Linked DNA regions of Homo sapiens: region 1 is linked to region 2. Evidence: read pairs that join two places in POLR2A ChIA-PET (ENCODE). Cell type or tissue: Panc1. All regions are shown on one strand. Links, peaks and the distances in the headings refer to the core of each region. The heading gives the core; the rest is flanking DNA.

Region 1 (11,459 bases), core at 3,427-7,426, 210 kb before region 2:
CAACAGGTTACAAGTATCATTATTATATTTTGAGAATAGTAATCTCTGAGCATGGTAGTGATTGCAGCTTCTTTGATTTAAAATCCCTCTTAGCATATTGGAGCATCTGGAGACCATGCTTCAGGGCCTTAGCTCAGAGGTATGACTAAGTGGGTGTTTTAGGCACCAGGACAGGTTAACAGGTGAAAATTATTGAGCCAGGGGCCTCTGGGTGCTCTTTAAATTATACCAGCCAGGCAGCCCCAGTTGCCTGGCCCTTCCACGCAGGCTGGCCCCACCTGTATCTTACACTCATTACAGCCGTGTTTCTGGAGTTGTGGAGGCAAATTTTTGATGAATTCATTTTTGGCAAACAAACTCTACTCATAGGCAAAATATAAACTCTTGATCTATCCACTCATATCAGTGCTATGACTAATGGCATTATCTCAATTCAGCAGTGAAAAATTCAAAGCTTTCTGATTCTTTGTTGACCACCATTAACATCTGTTTTACTATGTTGTTTGGATCACTCTCCAGGAAACAAATGGGTCCCTGATATTTATTGCTGACCTCTACTTTGCATGTAACTACCTAGAAACCCATAGAACCACAGAATTTTGGAGCTCTATGAGGTCTTGAAAATTAACTAAGTGAAAACCTCTTGCTTTACAGATGAAGCAGGACAAGTAACTTCCCCAAAGTTCATTCATTTTCAGAAAGTATTTAGCAACTGTGTGCCAGGATTTGTGGTAGACCCTGGATTACATAACCTGGCATGGAGAATTCCTTCCAGTTCTCTTCCAGAGTTCCCCCAAGCCAGACTACTCTTGAATCAGTACTGCCTGGTATGCATAGATATCTGTAATAAACAACTGGAATAGAACAGTAGCCTAAATGGTGTTGGATGGCTGGAGTGCTGAGTTAAGTCATCAAGGGAGAAGCAGGGGCTCAGCCAGCTGGCACTGAAGCCATGTGGGCCTTTTGCCCAGGTAAGAACCTAAGGCCCACATGCTGAGCTGGGTGGAGGGAACACAGCCTTCACCACTGCCTTGCCTGTTTTCCTCTTACGATCTCCTCTGCTGCATACAACTCTTTGGGGCATCACCTTTGTTTCCTGATTTGCTGATTTCAAGGCTTCTCTAGACAGTCATTCTGTTCTTAATTCAAGTACTTAAGTGTGCAGGAAAGGGAAATACACAAGTAGATTGGCCCCGGTCTCCAAAGCCCCAAATCAGAGACACTGAGTCCATTTGCTGTAGGGGATTAAAGCACACTTTATCACCCTACAAGCAAGTGACCTAAACAAGTGAAGTGGACCAGGAAAAAGCATCGAAGGCCATTAGAGAGATCTACCCTCCATCAAGGGACAGTAAATATTCAACTCATTGGGTTTTTCCATGAGACACAGTGAACTCTGCATTGCCACATATTCAGATATTTCAGATAGGCCACAAATGTTGATTTTCTTAAGATGATGTTTCCCAGTTTTTAAAAATCATTCTGTGTGTCAAGTATAAAAACATCTGTGGGCTCCTGGGTTGCTGCCCCCCATCAACTACTTCCCTAATGGATGGCTCAGATATGGTGTCTTAGGCCATTCTGGCTGCCACAATGAAGTACCATAGACAGGGTGGCTTGTAAAATAACAGAAATTTATTTCCATTCATTCTGGAGGCTGGAAGTCTGAGATCAGGGAGCCGGGGGGTGGGGTCTGGTGAGGGCCCTCTTCTGGGGTGCAGGCTGCTGACTTCTCCTTGTGTGCTCCCGTGGCAAGCTCCCTTAGGACTCTTATAAAGACACTGATCCAATTCATATGGGCCCTACTCTCATGACCTCATCTAAGTCGAATTATGTCCCGTAGTCCCAACTTCCTTAATGCCATCACATTTGGGGGTAGAGTTTCAGCGTGTGAATTTGATGGGGATACAACATTCAGTCCATGACAGATAGTATTTCAAATTCAGTCAGCAGAGGGATAGAGAATGAGAATGGGCTGAGAGATGTTTGGATGCTAGAGTCTGTACCTTACCTCTTGGTTTAGGACAGGCAATGCCGATATTGGTATTGTGAGAGAGAGCTTTGATCACAAAGAAGCTGAATTTCAGCCACACAACTCACCTCTCCCTTTGGGAAAGTAATTTATGCAATCTGAGCCTCTTCTTCTCTATTGGTGATATGGGCTCATGCCATCTTCTCAGAGATTTGTCATTGAATCAATAAACTCAGTGTTGTTGAGTTACTCCATTCAGTCACTTAGTCATTCAAATATTTACTAAGAATCTAACATGTCACATGCTTGAAATCAGTAATGAGCAGAATAAACACAGCCCTGGGTCTCAAAGAGTACACCATGGAGAGGGGAAGACAGACAATGTAGAAAGCAGTAAGCATGCAGGGTGAAAGAGCGGTGTTGGGGGTGTAGAGTGCCACTGAAGCGACTTGCGATCAGACCCTGGACCCTTGCTCGTCTTGTCTTCTTCCCTTGTCTCATGGCTTATGGTGTTCTCGCCACACTGGACTCCGAGCTACCTCCTGAGCACACCATCCTCTTCATGCCAATCTCTTTTTTGTCTTTGCTGTTTACTCTGCTGAAATAACCTTTCACCAGATATTTTCAGGGCTGCTCCTTTACGATGTCCTCTCAACAGTCCTAGTCTAAAACAGCAGCCCCAAGTCCTTCACTAGTCTTCCCTGTGACTCTGCTTTATATTTTATAGCACTCGCCACCACCTGACATTCTAGTGCATGTTTGTTTTGTTGTTGTTATTGTTCATTGTCCATCTGCTCCACTGGACTGTAAGCCCCATGAGAGCCTGTACTTTTGTCTACTTTGTTCACTGCCCCAACTCCAGTGCCAGATCAGAGCCTAGATCCTGGGTTTATTCATCAGACATTTGCTGAATGAATGAAGGAAGGAAACACACAGGGGAACCTAATTTAGGTTAAGGGAAAGCTTCCTAGCAAAGGAGATGTTTAAGCCAACAAATTGGCCAGATAAAGAAGTTATTTAGGCAAAGAAGGGAATACAAAATATTTTGGGCAGAAAACACAGCATGTGGGGAGTCCTGGAGATGAGTAAGAGCTTGTTCACAGCAGCAAAAGAAGTTGAGTGTGGTCGGTGACAAAGCGTGGAAAGGGTGGAGTAAGGGAGAGGGCTGTGAGTGGGGAGCCAGAGGGCTGGAGTAGAGAGCCCTGGAAGACCTGAGAAGGAGTTTGAACTTTATCCCACCAGCAGAGGGATGCAAAATGGTACAGCTATGTTGGAAAACATTTCTGCATTTTCTTATCAAGTTAAATCTGTCTTTACTGTACACCTAGAAATGCCACTCCTAGGTATTTACTTAAGTAAAATGTAAACTTAACATTCCACAAAACATTCTATGAGAATGCTTATAAAAGCTCTATTCTTAATCACCAAAAAGAACTGTTCTATATTTTTAATGCTGTGATTACCTGACTGTGTGTTTGTCAAAATTTACGTAATTATGCATTCAAAAGAGTTATTTTCACTGCATGGATATTCCTCTTTAAAGAAAAAACATGGGAAATGGATATTACTCTCTAATTTTTAAGAAAAACACATGGGAAGTTATTAGAAGGTTTTCCGTGGAGAAGTAGCTCTGTCAGGTTTGTGTTTCCAAAAGATCACCTTGTCTCAAGGACAACAAGAATGGAAACAGAAAAACCAATGAGAAGTCTATAGCAGCGGAGGAGGCGAGAGATAACGGTGGCTCCCACTCTGCTGGTAAAAGTGGAGATGTAAGGAGTAGAGGACTTGAGAAATATTTAGGAAGTAGAATTGGCAGGACTTGGCAATTAATTAGAAGTGGGAAATGAGAGAAAGAGGGAGGAGTCAAGAATGATGCTGAGGAATTTGGCTTGGGGGCGTCTGGGAAAGTAGTGGTTCCATGGAGCATGCAGGAGGAGGAGGAGGAAGAGGCTCTGGCAAGCACAAGGTGTGAGGATAAGGTGAGATAACAGCAGCTAGGGACACGTCAGAGGTGCGCTTAATGTTTTCATCTGCTGGATTGGGTTGTTCAGTCTTATGTAGCTAAGTAGTGAAGTAGCACATTGCCTGAGTGCTCACTTCTAAGGGCCTCTTTGCAGCCATAAAATCCACCTGTCTTATTAGTCATCCTTGTAATTTCACCTTCTATACACTCTCACCAGAACACTCTCATCTTCCAAATTCAGTGCTGCTTGTGTAGGTGATCAAGCCATGGTGCCAGCTCAATTCGTGCAGGTCCAGCCACATCATTAAGCTAGTTATTAAGTCAGATGGTGGACCATTCCTCAGGTCCATCCCTATTTTCAAGGCATTTTTTTTCTGTATCCGTACAAATGCCACAGTAAAGAGACCTGTCTGTCTACCCTTCCAGAGCCTTTAGCACCTGCACTTGGTGTGGCTTGGGGAGTTTTGACTCCAGAGAGGAACGACGAGCCTCCACACTCCCCTCTGCTTTGTCAGCTCCTTTTATTCTCTGGCCCAGATAAAGCTGGATTGTGCATCTGCAGCCAAACCACCTTCTACTATTTTCATGTGGCCCCAATTCCTTGTGGTCTAGCCTGGCAAGGAGGAACCCAGACTGAATGAGTGTGGTTCCTGGAGACTGTAGATTTCTTTCAGAACATTTACAATTCCCAGCCAATGTCATATTATTGATTCTGAAAATATTTTTGTGAAGTTAATTGGAAACTCTTGCTTATATTTGAGAAAACAGGGCTGGGCGCGGTGGCTCACGCCTGTAATCCCAGCACTTTGGGAGGCCGAGGTGGGCGGATCATTAGGTCAGGAGTTCGAGACCATGCTGGCTAACACGGTGAAACCCCATCTCTACTAAAAATACAAAAATTAGCTGAGCGTGGTGGCAGGCATCTGTGGTCCCAGCTACTTGAGAGGCTGAGGCAGGAGAATGGCATGAACCCGGGAGGCAGACCTTGCAGTGAGCCGAGAACACGCCACTGCACACTCCAGCCTGGGCGAAAGAGCCAGACTCAAAAAAAAAAAAAAAAGAAAAAAGGGAAACTGAAAACCCAGAGACATTCTGGATAAATCAGCCTAGATTCTAACTGAAGATAATGGCAGAGTGTTCGTTTCTTATCCTTGCCTTAGAGGCATGTGGCAACTTTACTGGCTTTGTAAATGTCAGATTCAATGAAATTGCTTTATAATGGTTACTTCTTGGTGGGTGGGATTGCGGAATGGTTTTGATGCTCTTTATGATTGTGTGTTCTGCTTTTTCCATAGTAAGCATGGGTTACTTTTATAATTGGGAAGAAAATGCAAGAAACTATTAAAAAGCAGCATGCATAGTATGAAACCATTTTTAAGGAAACAAGTACATGTGAGACTATGCATCCAAATGTTTGCAGCAGGCAGTCAGCAGGTCTGTCTGGGAATATGGGTGATCTGTCTTTTCTTCTTCATGCTTTCTGTGTTTTTCCAATTTTCTGTGATAAACGCAAATTACTTCTGTGATCAGAAAAATATAAACTATTCTTTAAAAACTGATGCATAGCATTTCTCTCCTTGATTAAGTCAATAGGACTCGGAGGGTGAGGAAACTTGGCTTCGTCCTGACCCTGAAAGTAACTGGCTCTGTGAGCTGAGGCAGATCCATTCAGAACTATCCATTTCCATGGCTTTAAACAGGGGTAATGATATCAGTGCAATCTACCCCCTCATCAGTGTCAGCCCTGATGAGCTAATGCATGGGAAAGCATTTGGAAGGAAGATATGAAGCTGCATTCCACAACTAGAACTGCTGTCCCGTAAATATTCTGTTAAATATTATTAAAGCAACATGTTGCAGTTTGAAAGCACATTATTTTTATTTTAAGGAAACAGACTAAATCGCAGCTATTAAACCAATCTCCTGTACTTTGGCATTTCTTGTGCCAACTGATGTCATGTGAGAGCAGAAGGGAAAAGGGTTTGTCCTTATATTCCTGGGTATCTTGCCGCCATCAGAGGAGGTGGCACTGGGAAGGCCAAGGGTCCTTGGGAGCACAGGAAGCCAGGCGCTGCCCACTCTAGCAGGGTTTCTCCCCTTGTCCCGGTTGTGGTCTGGTTTGAACAGGGATTCTGGGAACGCTGCACCCCTGTGCCTCTGAGCCTTGCTGGTAACCATGCCCGAATCTTCCACAAAGGCAGAAAATCAGACCCTCTTGGCTGCATGTTGACAGAAAATCTATGGCTAAGATGGTTCCATCAGGGAACTAAAGCTATTGTTCACTTCCAGTTAAAAGTCATGTAATTATCAATGTTCAGTCATATAATTTTATGGCTATGATGATTCACACAGATTCTCTGTAAGAAGAAAAAAAATGACACAGAGAGAACAGCTTATAGATCTCTCTGATATATAGCTATATGCATCACAGACAGCGAGAGATTTATATTTCTTTGAATTTGAAGTTCCGCTGGGCATTTAAAAATATATTATTAGGGTGATGCTGCCCCCTCTTCCCTCCTCAGAGGTAGAAATGGAAATCATTTAGTGTGGGAACTTAACTCATTTCAAGTTTTCTGTGGCTGAACACTAGTGGAGGAGGGGAAGGCTTCTTTCAAATGCTTCTATTCTGATCACACTTTTGTTAAGTTTTTCTATTGTTAAATGACTCGTATTTTGGTGGAGCTGAGGGTGCTTGAATCACTTTTCAGTATTATACCTGGCTTATGTTTTTCCATATGTCTAAAAGAAATAAAAAGTAGTTTCCCCACTTCTTAAGCAATTTAGGAATGATCTTAGGGTTAGAGAAAACAAACAGAGGTTAAGTTTGTGAATATTAAAAATTAAACGTTGGGGCTGGGCGTGGTGTCTCACGCTTGTGATCCTAGCTCTTTGGGAGGCTAAGATGGGCGGGTCAGTTGAGGTCAGGAGTTCGAGACCTGCCTGGGCAACATGACGAAACCCTGTCTCTATTAAAAATACAAAAATTAGCCAGGCATGGTTGTGCGCACCTGTAATCCCAGCTACTCGGGTGGCTGAGGCATGAGAATTGCTTGAACCCAGGAGGCAGAGGTTGCAGTGAGCCAAGGTGGCACCACCACACTCCAGCCTCGGTGACAGAGTGAGAATCTGTCTCAAAAAAAAAAAATCAACAAACAAACAAAAACAAAAACAAACCCTGAATGTTAGAAGAGAGCTTGGGGTAATCTGATGATTCTCAGTGTGTGTAAGCAGGACTGTGTTCAAGCCAGCCTGGAGAGGTCGCTGTCTCTCTTTCTCTGCCACAGGATATTACATAGGATGGGTCCTGGTCTTGATTCAACCTCCAAAGCTGAGGGCAATAGATATTAGAACATGCGCAGGACTTGCTAAGAGGCTGGAACCACTTTTGTAACTCATAGAGCACCACACACCTTCACCTACATAGAAAGAAGGCAATAATGGGCCAGGCGTGGTGGCTCACACCTGTAATCCCAGCACTTTGGGAGGCCAAGGTGGGTGGATCACCTGAGGTCAGGAGTTCAAGACCAGCCTGGCCAACATGGAGAAACCCCGTCTCTACAAAAAATGCCAAAAAAAAATTAGCCGGGTGTAGTGGCGAGGGCCTGTAACCCCAGCTACTCAGGAGGCTGAGGCAGGAGAATTGCTTGAACCCGGGAGGTGGAGGTTGCAGTGAGCCGGGATCATGCCATTGCTCTCCAGCCTGAGAAACAAGAGTAAGACTCTGTCTCAAAAAAACAAAGAAACAAACAAATAAACAAAAAAAAAGAAAGAAAAGAAAAGGAAACGAAAAGGAAAAGGTAATAATGATGCTGGAAGGTTAGTGAGGGAGAATTTCTCTGAACACAGAATATTTCCTCCCCTCCTCTTAGTCAATGCAAGTGTATAATGGGAGGGGAGGGGAAGTGAAGGCGCTGGTCAGCAGGGGAGAATACCTCTCAATCTTGCCCACCTACTCCAAAGCAAGTTGCTTGCAGACTGCAGAAGCGCAAGGCTGCTATGGGATCAGAGCTAATTCTTAGGAAAGTTCAGCAGATGTTCCCCAGGATTGGGAGGGCATAAAGCCTGCAAAAATCCAAAGGGGGAAGCTGATGGAACAAGCCTCGATGGTGGGTAAGAGAGAGAGCTAAAGGCAAAACAAATAGCATTTTCACCTGAGGTGGGAGGAATGAGTGTCATTCATGGGGGCAGGAAGGACACCTCAAATGACAGCCGGACTCTGGCTGCCTTGAAAGGAGCCAGGCCCCACCAGTCCAGTCCCACCTTCAGGGACTGGCCAGCCCAGCAGAAAGAGACTGGTGGGTAAACTGTCATGTAGGAGCTAAGGGGGTTTCGGAGAGATGTCCCTGCAAGGAGATCTCCAACAAGCCAACAAAACTGGGAAGATGAAAGAAAAAGCCAGGGTTTGCCATGTAGGTGGCACCAAGACTGTACTGCAGCAGTGCTCCTCAGATAAGACTTTCTGCCTCTTCTCCTCTCTCCATCCCCTTGCCCTGGTTCTGGAGGAGTTCGATGCAGCAGAGGAAGTTGGGGGAGGGTGTCACAGGTGAATAAAGAACCAATCAATACCCTCTGCTCTTCCCTAATGCAAGTATCTGAGTCTGGGTCAGGCCCGAAATGGCAGAGGAGAGGAGCTTTGAAGCACATGAGAAACTGAAGTTTGGGTTTAGAGGAACTAGACTTTGTGATACCTGAAAATAAGACCTGCTTGGGATGTGACAGTAACTAGAAGGGGAAAGGTCTGCCTGAGATACTCTTCAGGTGTGGGGAAGAGAGATCTGATGGAGAAGTCAAACAGAAGTCCACGGATGAGAGAAAAAGAAAAATTAGTTTCAGGAGCTACAAGGCCAGCCCCACAATATTTCATTTACCTGAGCAAAGATTGCAGGGAGAGAGGTCTTTGTATGCCATGATTTTGTGAAATTTTTGGAGGTGTGCAGTCTTGGGACTTGACCTATAAACATACTCTTAATTTCTATAATACTCACCGTCTCTCTTTTTTGCAAGCCTCTGTCTGTGATAACCCTGCCTTATCTATTAATATTTCTGGGTTTAAAGAACTTTTCTTTCCCACTTACCAGACAGAGAATTTGATGGTAAGAACAGTCTAGATAGTCCAGAATGTAAAACTGAGACTTTTAAAGTTAGTTTTCTGTTGAAATACATATTTAGAATTTGTAAAATATAACCAGGAAGGCTTTCTCAGAAAGGCAGATTCAGTTTTTATGCAATTCATACTATTTGATAACTAATGAAACAGTGACTAAGACACCAAACTCAGTCTGGTTCTGCCCCTTTTTAATTGTATGACCTTGAAAAAATTACACAACCTCTCCTCACCATATTTCCTCTTTTTTAGTAATAGTAATAGGTACTTACCTTATAGTCGGGAGGACTAAATGAATGAGTACATGGACGGTGGTAAAGACAGTGTCTGGTAACTCGGTAAGGACTTAGGACTGTTAACTATCATTGTAGACACTGCAGGAACCTAAATCATATCTTCTTGGCCTACACCAGAATAGCCTGTGATAATTCCAATGCACATCTATAGCTTTCTGCCTCTTCCTTCTCTTCCTAAGGGTGTTCTCTGGCAGCAGGAGTAAGCTCAGTTCAAGTATGGGCAGCCAGAGTGCTGGGTGTTAACATCCCAGATGAGACTTTTAATGAATGAGGGATAGGAGGTGGAAGATAAATGCCCCAGATCCCCTACCTTTCATTGAGTGGATTCTGAGCCATGTTCCACCCAATCTCTCAGGGAATCCCCAGTGCGATGCAGTTCCAGTTGCCCATGGCAGTAACCCGTTCATCATGTGTCCTGTATCCGCTTACATCTCCTCAAGGCCTCAGGTCCCCACTCCCTTGTCATGTCTCCTGAGATTGCCTCTCAAATAAGCAACTTAAACCCAACTTAGTGGGGAACCTTGAGGGAACCAAACCTAAGACAGTCCTTTTTTAGGTAAGTCTGCTAAGTTCTTAAAATTCTATTTTATACATTTTTCATATCACCTACAACACATAAGAATTGTGGAATTCACAACTAGAGCTCAAATACTTGTTGATTTTTATTTTTTATTTTTATTTATTTATTTTTTGAGACAGAGTTTCGCTCTGTTGCCTAGGCTGGAGTGCAGTGGTGTAATCTTGGGTCACTACAACCTCCACCTCCTGAGTTCCAGCAATTCTCCTGCCTCAGCCTCCCGAGTAGCTGGGATTACAGGTGCCTGCCAGCAAGCCCGGCTAATTTTTGTATTTTTAGTAGAGGCAGGTTTTCATCATGTTGTTCAGGCTGGTCTTGAACTCCTGAACTCAAATGATCCACCTGCCTTGGCCTCCTAACGTGCTAGGATTACAGGCGTGAGCCACCGCACCTGGCCACTTGTTGATTTTTAAATCTAGATCTCCGTTATTCAGTATCTCTCCCTGCAGCCCCACAAGCTTGTAATTAGAACTGTACCCTCAGAACTTCAGACAGATGCATAGTTATCCTTTTCTTAATATTTCTACTCAAAGCACTCCAGGGCTCTTAAAAGGGTTGCGTTTGCTCATCCTGTGCTCCTAGAGCAAAACCCAGTATCTGGCAATACTAATACTCAAAAAAACTCTACTGCCTTACCAACCAAAGCCTTATTCTTTACATTAAATTGAAAACTAGCTTGTTACAAATTAAACTCCAAATAATGAGAAAGCATCAGCAAACTTTATATATTCTATATTAATATATATTAAATACATCAGTCTAATAATTGTGTTGAGATGGTCTGGACCTGTGCTGTCCAATAAGGTATTAAACACCCATGGCTACTTAGCACTTGTGATATGCTGCAAAAATAAAGTGTACCCAAGATTTTAAAGACTTAGTACCAAAAAAAGAATGTAAGCTATCTTATTGCTAATTTTTTTATATATTACATGCTGAAATATTTTTGACATATTGGGTTAAATAAAATACCTTATTAAAATTTATTTCACTTGTTTGACTCTTTTTAATGTGACTACTAGAAAATATAAAATTACCCATGTGGTTACATTATATTTCTATGGGACAGTGCTGGTCTAGAGAGGTCTCACACCCGTACCTATCAAGGGTTACTCTTCTCAACTGCCTTTCATGCACGGCAGTTTTCTTAGTCAGCCTCTAACTGAACGTTGCATGGCCCATGGGCCTGTCCCAGAGGCTAGATACCTGAAGGCTCGATACTGCCTGCTGCTTGAGGCTGGGCTAGGGGCAACATGCCGTGAGGAAGAGCAAATACAATGAGAGCCCGGGTCCTACCTGTTGGTCTTGTGCACATTTGTCTTGGATCCCAAAGAGGGAGTGAGGTCATTAAAGCCATAATATATCAGTAACAAATCATAAGAATCCAATACCTGTGTCTTTGTTCAAATGCCTCTGCTTTAATTTGGTTGATTGGCTGACTTCTGGCCCGTGGTGTGCCTAAATAGTATAATTTCCTCCTGACTCAATTGAATAATTTGAGAATTTGGAATCCAGAGACATGTGTTTGAGTGCAGGCCATGCAT
Region 2 (4,000 bases), core at 1-4,000:
GAGTTATGAATCAAGAATCATTTTTGGACACAGTTTAAGATACGTGTGAGACTTGCAGGTGACAAGTTGTGCATATAGATATGTATTCTATCTATCTCGTCACACTGGAGGTGACAAGACTTGCAGGTGACAAATTGTACATATAGATACATATTACTTCTATCTCACATTGTTCTACCCCATACCATTGCCTTACATGGACTTTACTCCCCTTGCCCCCACTGGAACTGGCAGTTAGCTTTCTTTTGGGGGTGTTGGGGATTTACTTTTCACAAAGAAACACTGTATGAGCTGCACTGAGTATGTAATGGTGACTGGAGAGCAACCAAGCTGTGTTGACATGTAGACATTGGGTCGCTGGCTAGACTTAGGACTTTGCCAACTCACCCTTTCCTGAAGGCCAGCTTCAATAAAATTACAGATGACTGTTTTGAAACTTTTTCAGCTCACAAATAGTCAAAGCTGTGAGTGCTGAACTCAGTACATTCCACAGGCTGCATTGCTGGGATCAAAAACTCAAATGCTTACAGGGACAGTGGACGTTACATAAATGGCAGAAGTGGGCCTGTCCTGCCTTTTGTCTTTATGCTTTTGATATAGAGACAATCAGAAATATATCACTTTCTCTTTAACTCTACTGCAAGATAGACAACATTGACAATCTAGATGGTAAATGGCAACTGGAACTTGTCTCAGTTTTGAAGACCAGTAAGGAAAGGTGAGAACTATGAAAAACTCCAGAACACATGTTCTTAGGAAGGAGTAACTGCTCTTACCTGGAGTTGATTGTTATCCTGTGAGATGTGGAATGAGTATTTCCAGAGCTTCTTAATTTTGATTTTTAAACACTCCATTTTGCAATATTGACAAATAATTCAAGGGTTTTTAAATTTTGTTTTTTTTATGTATATGGTTCAAACAAAACACATCTAAAGGCAAAGCCTGCCAGTTTTAAACTATGGTAGGTAACATTTCTTTGCCCATCTTTTCCTTCACTTTTTTCATATAGTTCAGGTCATACTGGATATTCAGTTTTGTTCCTTATCTTTTCATGTAATGGCGTATATATGTTTCTTCATGTTGCTAAAAATTCTTTAGTATGTATTGATGACTGTGTAACATTTTATTCTCTGGATGAACCATAACTTGAGCATTTACATTGTTTTAAATTTTTCCAGTTCGTAATTAAAGTTACAGTAAATATATTTAAGCATAAAGCTGGATTTTTCCCCTTCTCCAATAAATTTCACATTCTTCCCTTAAAATTGGTTTATTGAGTCAAAACAACTAAATATCTTTAAGACTTTTGATACAGTTGAATTTTCTCCACATTTATTTGAATACTAGGAAATAAAATATTTGTTCATTTTATTAGCTGGTTTTATTTTGTGATTTATCCATTATTTGATTTTACATTGGATTTTTTCTTTTTTTTTTTTTTTTCTTTTTTTTTGAGATGGAGTCTCGCTCTGTCACCCAGGCTAGAGTGCAGTGGCGTGATCTCGGCTCACTGCAAGGTCCACCTCCCGGGTTCACGCCATTCTCCTGCCTCAGCCTCCCACATAGCTGGGACTACAGGCGCCCGCCACCATGCCCCGCGAATTTTTTGAATTTTTAGTAGACACAGGGTTTCACTGTGTTAGCCAGGATGGTCTTGATTTCCTGACCTCGTGATCCGCCCACCTCGGCCTCCCAAAGTGCTGGGATTACAGGCGTGAGCCACCGTGCCCTGCCCTGGATTGTTATTTTTTTAAACATAAGTAGCTTTTTAAAAATTATAAAAGTAAAAATGCTCATTTTATAAAAATTAAGGAAGCTCAGGGAATATAAGTAAAAATACAAAAAAAAATTTTAGTTTCACCATTCAGAGATAACCCCAGGCAACATTGTTACATATCCTTCTAGATTAATTTCTGTGCATATATATATGTGTATACACACACACACATACACACACACACACATATATTTATGTCTACATCTCCAAATATGTTAAACCGTATGTACATTCTGTCTTGTAACATGATTTAATTTTTTTTTTTTTTGAGACGGAGTCTTGGTCTGTCACCCAGGCTGGAGTGCAATGGCGTGATCTTGGCTCACTGCAAGCTCCGCCTCCCGGGTTCAAGTGAGTCTCCTGTCTCAGCCTCCTGAGTGGCTGAGACTACAGGCGTCCGCCACCACGCCCGGCTAATTTGTGTGTTTTTAGTAGAGATGGGATTTCACCATATTGGCCAGGCTGGCCTTGAACTCCTGACCTCAGGTGATCCACAGGCTTCAGCCTCCCAAAGTGCTGGGATTATAGGCATGAGCCACTGTGCCTGGCCATGATTTAAGTTTTTTAACTTATATTAATAATCTTCCATGGTGCATAACTGCACACTAGATTCAGTTTATTCATCCATTATTCAGTTTACTTAACAAATATTTACTGCACACTTTTTGTGTGCCAGGCAGTTTTTCTAGCTCTTGGGGGCTATAGCGCTGAAGAGGAGTGCTGAACAGGAGCCTGCTCTCTGTCTCTTCCTCCCCACCTATGCTGAACTCTCAGGTCATGCTGGATATTCAGTACTGGATACTCATAGAGCTCAGCATCTAGGTGGGGAGGGAGGGACAATAAGTCAGGAATTATGTATGCATAGATACCTCTAGGTATTGATGTGTACGCTGAAGGATATAAAATAGGATACCACAAGGAAGAGTGAGCAGTGTGTGGTTGTGGTGCGGGATTTGGGGGAGGGAGGCAAGCAGGGAATTGTCCCCCTTTCTAGGTGATGAGTAGAGGCCTTCCTGAGGAAGTGAGTGTTAATTTGAATGATGAGAAGAGTCAGGGGAAGGTGATTCCCCATGATAGGAATGACAAGTGCCAGGGCCCTTGGTGGATCAAGCTTGGTGCATGTGAGGAATGGAAGAAGGCCCTGGAGGAGACTGGAAGCCGGTGACCAAAGGAGAGACGTGTATGTGAAGAGTGTGGAAGGGGATGCAGGACAGAGAGTGGGGTGTGCTTATAAGGAGAATCCACTAGACGGTTTTAAACTGGGGAGTGACATGATCTGATGGCTGTTTTTGAAAGGTTCTGCTTTGTGCGGAGTGGATTGGTGGGGAGCAAGACTGGAAACAAGAGGACCACTTCAGAGGCTCTTATAGCAGTTCAGGCAAAAGAGGTTGGTGCGCTTAATTTGGGGGTGGCAATGAGGATGATGGGTGTTTTTTCCTTCGGCATGCATTTGAAGGTGTAGCAGCTGGTAGTACATGGGGAGTGGGTAGAGGCCGATAGGGAAGGAAAGGAATGACTCAAGGGTGACTGCTAGGTTTTTTTGCTTGAATAAATTAGCTATATTTTGAGAGGGTGTAGGTTAGGGGAAGAACAAATTTAGGAGGGTTATGAATCAATCAGTTTTGGACATAGTTCAAGACACCTATGAGACTTCCAGGTGACAAGTTGTACGTATATCTGGAGAAAAGTCAGGTAGAAAGTGGCATATAAATCTGGGAGGAAGGAAGGGTAAGATAAATTTTTAAATTACCACATATAGATTTTAATTAACATGATTGAGAAATTATTAAGAGTACAGAAAGAGAGAAGTGGGCTGGAATGCATGCAGAGATGTCATCTTCTTTACTCAATCCCAAATTGATGAACATTCAGGTTATTTCATTTAAATTATAAGTGCATTTAGTGAACACACCTTTGAAATCTTGTCTGATATCTCCTGAGGAGAATTTCCTAGAAGTAGATCATAAGTTGCATGTGAAGTGCTTGAATGGAGCCTACCACATAGTGAGCTCTTGATAAATATTTGTAGCCTTGGTTTATCTTCATCATTCTTACTGTTATTGAGTGAAAGGCTTTCAATTGGAAAGACAACATAATGGCTCACAATTCAGACTCTAGAGTCATAATTGCAAGTCTAGGTTCAAATTCTGGCTTTGCTCCTTACGAGCCACAATACTTTGGATAAGTCACTTAATCTATTTCCTCATGCATGCCATGTGAAAA

What was found. ChIA-PET counts read pairs that join two places held together with the same protein. Peaks named below come from ENCODE experiments on the same cell type or tissue, not always from the same donor. Only the 100,000 strongest peaks of a DNase experiment are listed, where the experiment ranks them.
Region 1: POLR2A ChIA-PET joins it to region 2 with 10 read pairs; 2 of 35 experiments call an interaction of 5 or more read pairs at or near these places.

What each region holds. Positions count from the first base shown.
Region 1 is chr5:38,747,045-38,758,503 of GRCh38, reverse strand. All of the region lies in intron 2 of OSMR-DT (OSMR divergent transcript), which reads left to right. Among named protein-coding and RNA genes, the nearest start is that of LINC01265, 33 kb to the right of the region's middle. In Panc1, for the core only: CTCF peaks have their summits at 7,041 and 7,241 (motif pointing right); no DNase peak of the experiment used is centred there; H3K27ac peaks cover 3,019 bases.
Region 2 is chr5:38,543,315-38,547,314 of GRCh38, reverse strand. All of the region lies in intron 1 of LIFR (LIF receptor subunit alpha), which reads left to right. Among named protein-coding and RNA genes, the nearest start is that of LIFR, 11 kb to the left of the region's middle. In Panc1, for the core only: no CTCF peak of the experiment used is centred there; no DNase peak of the experiment used is centred there.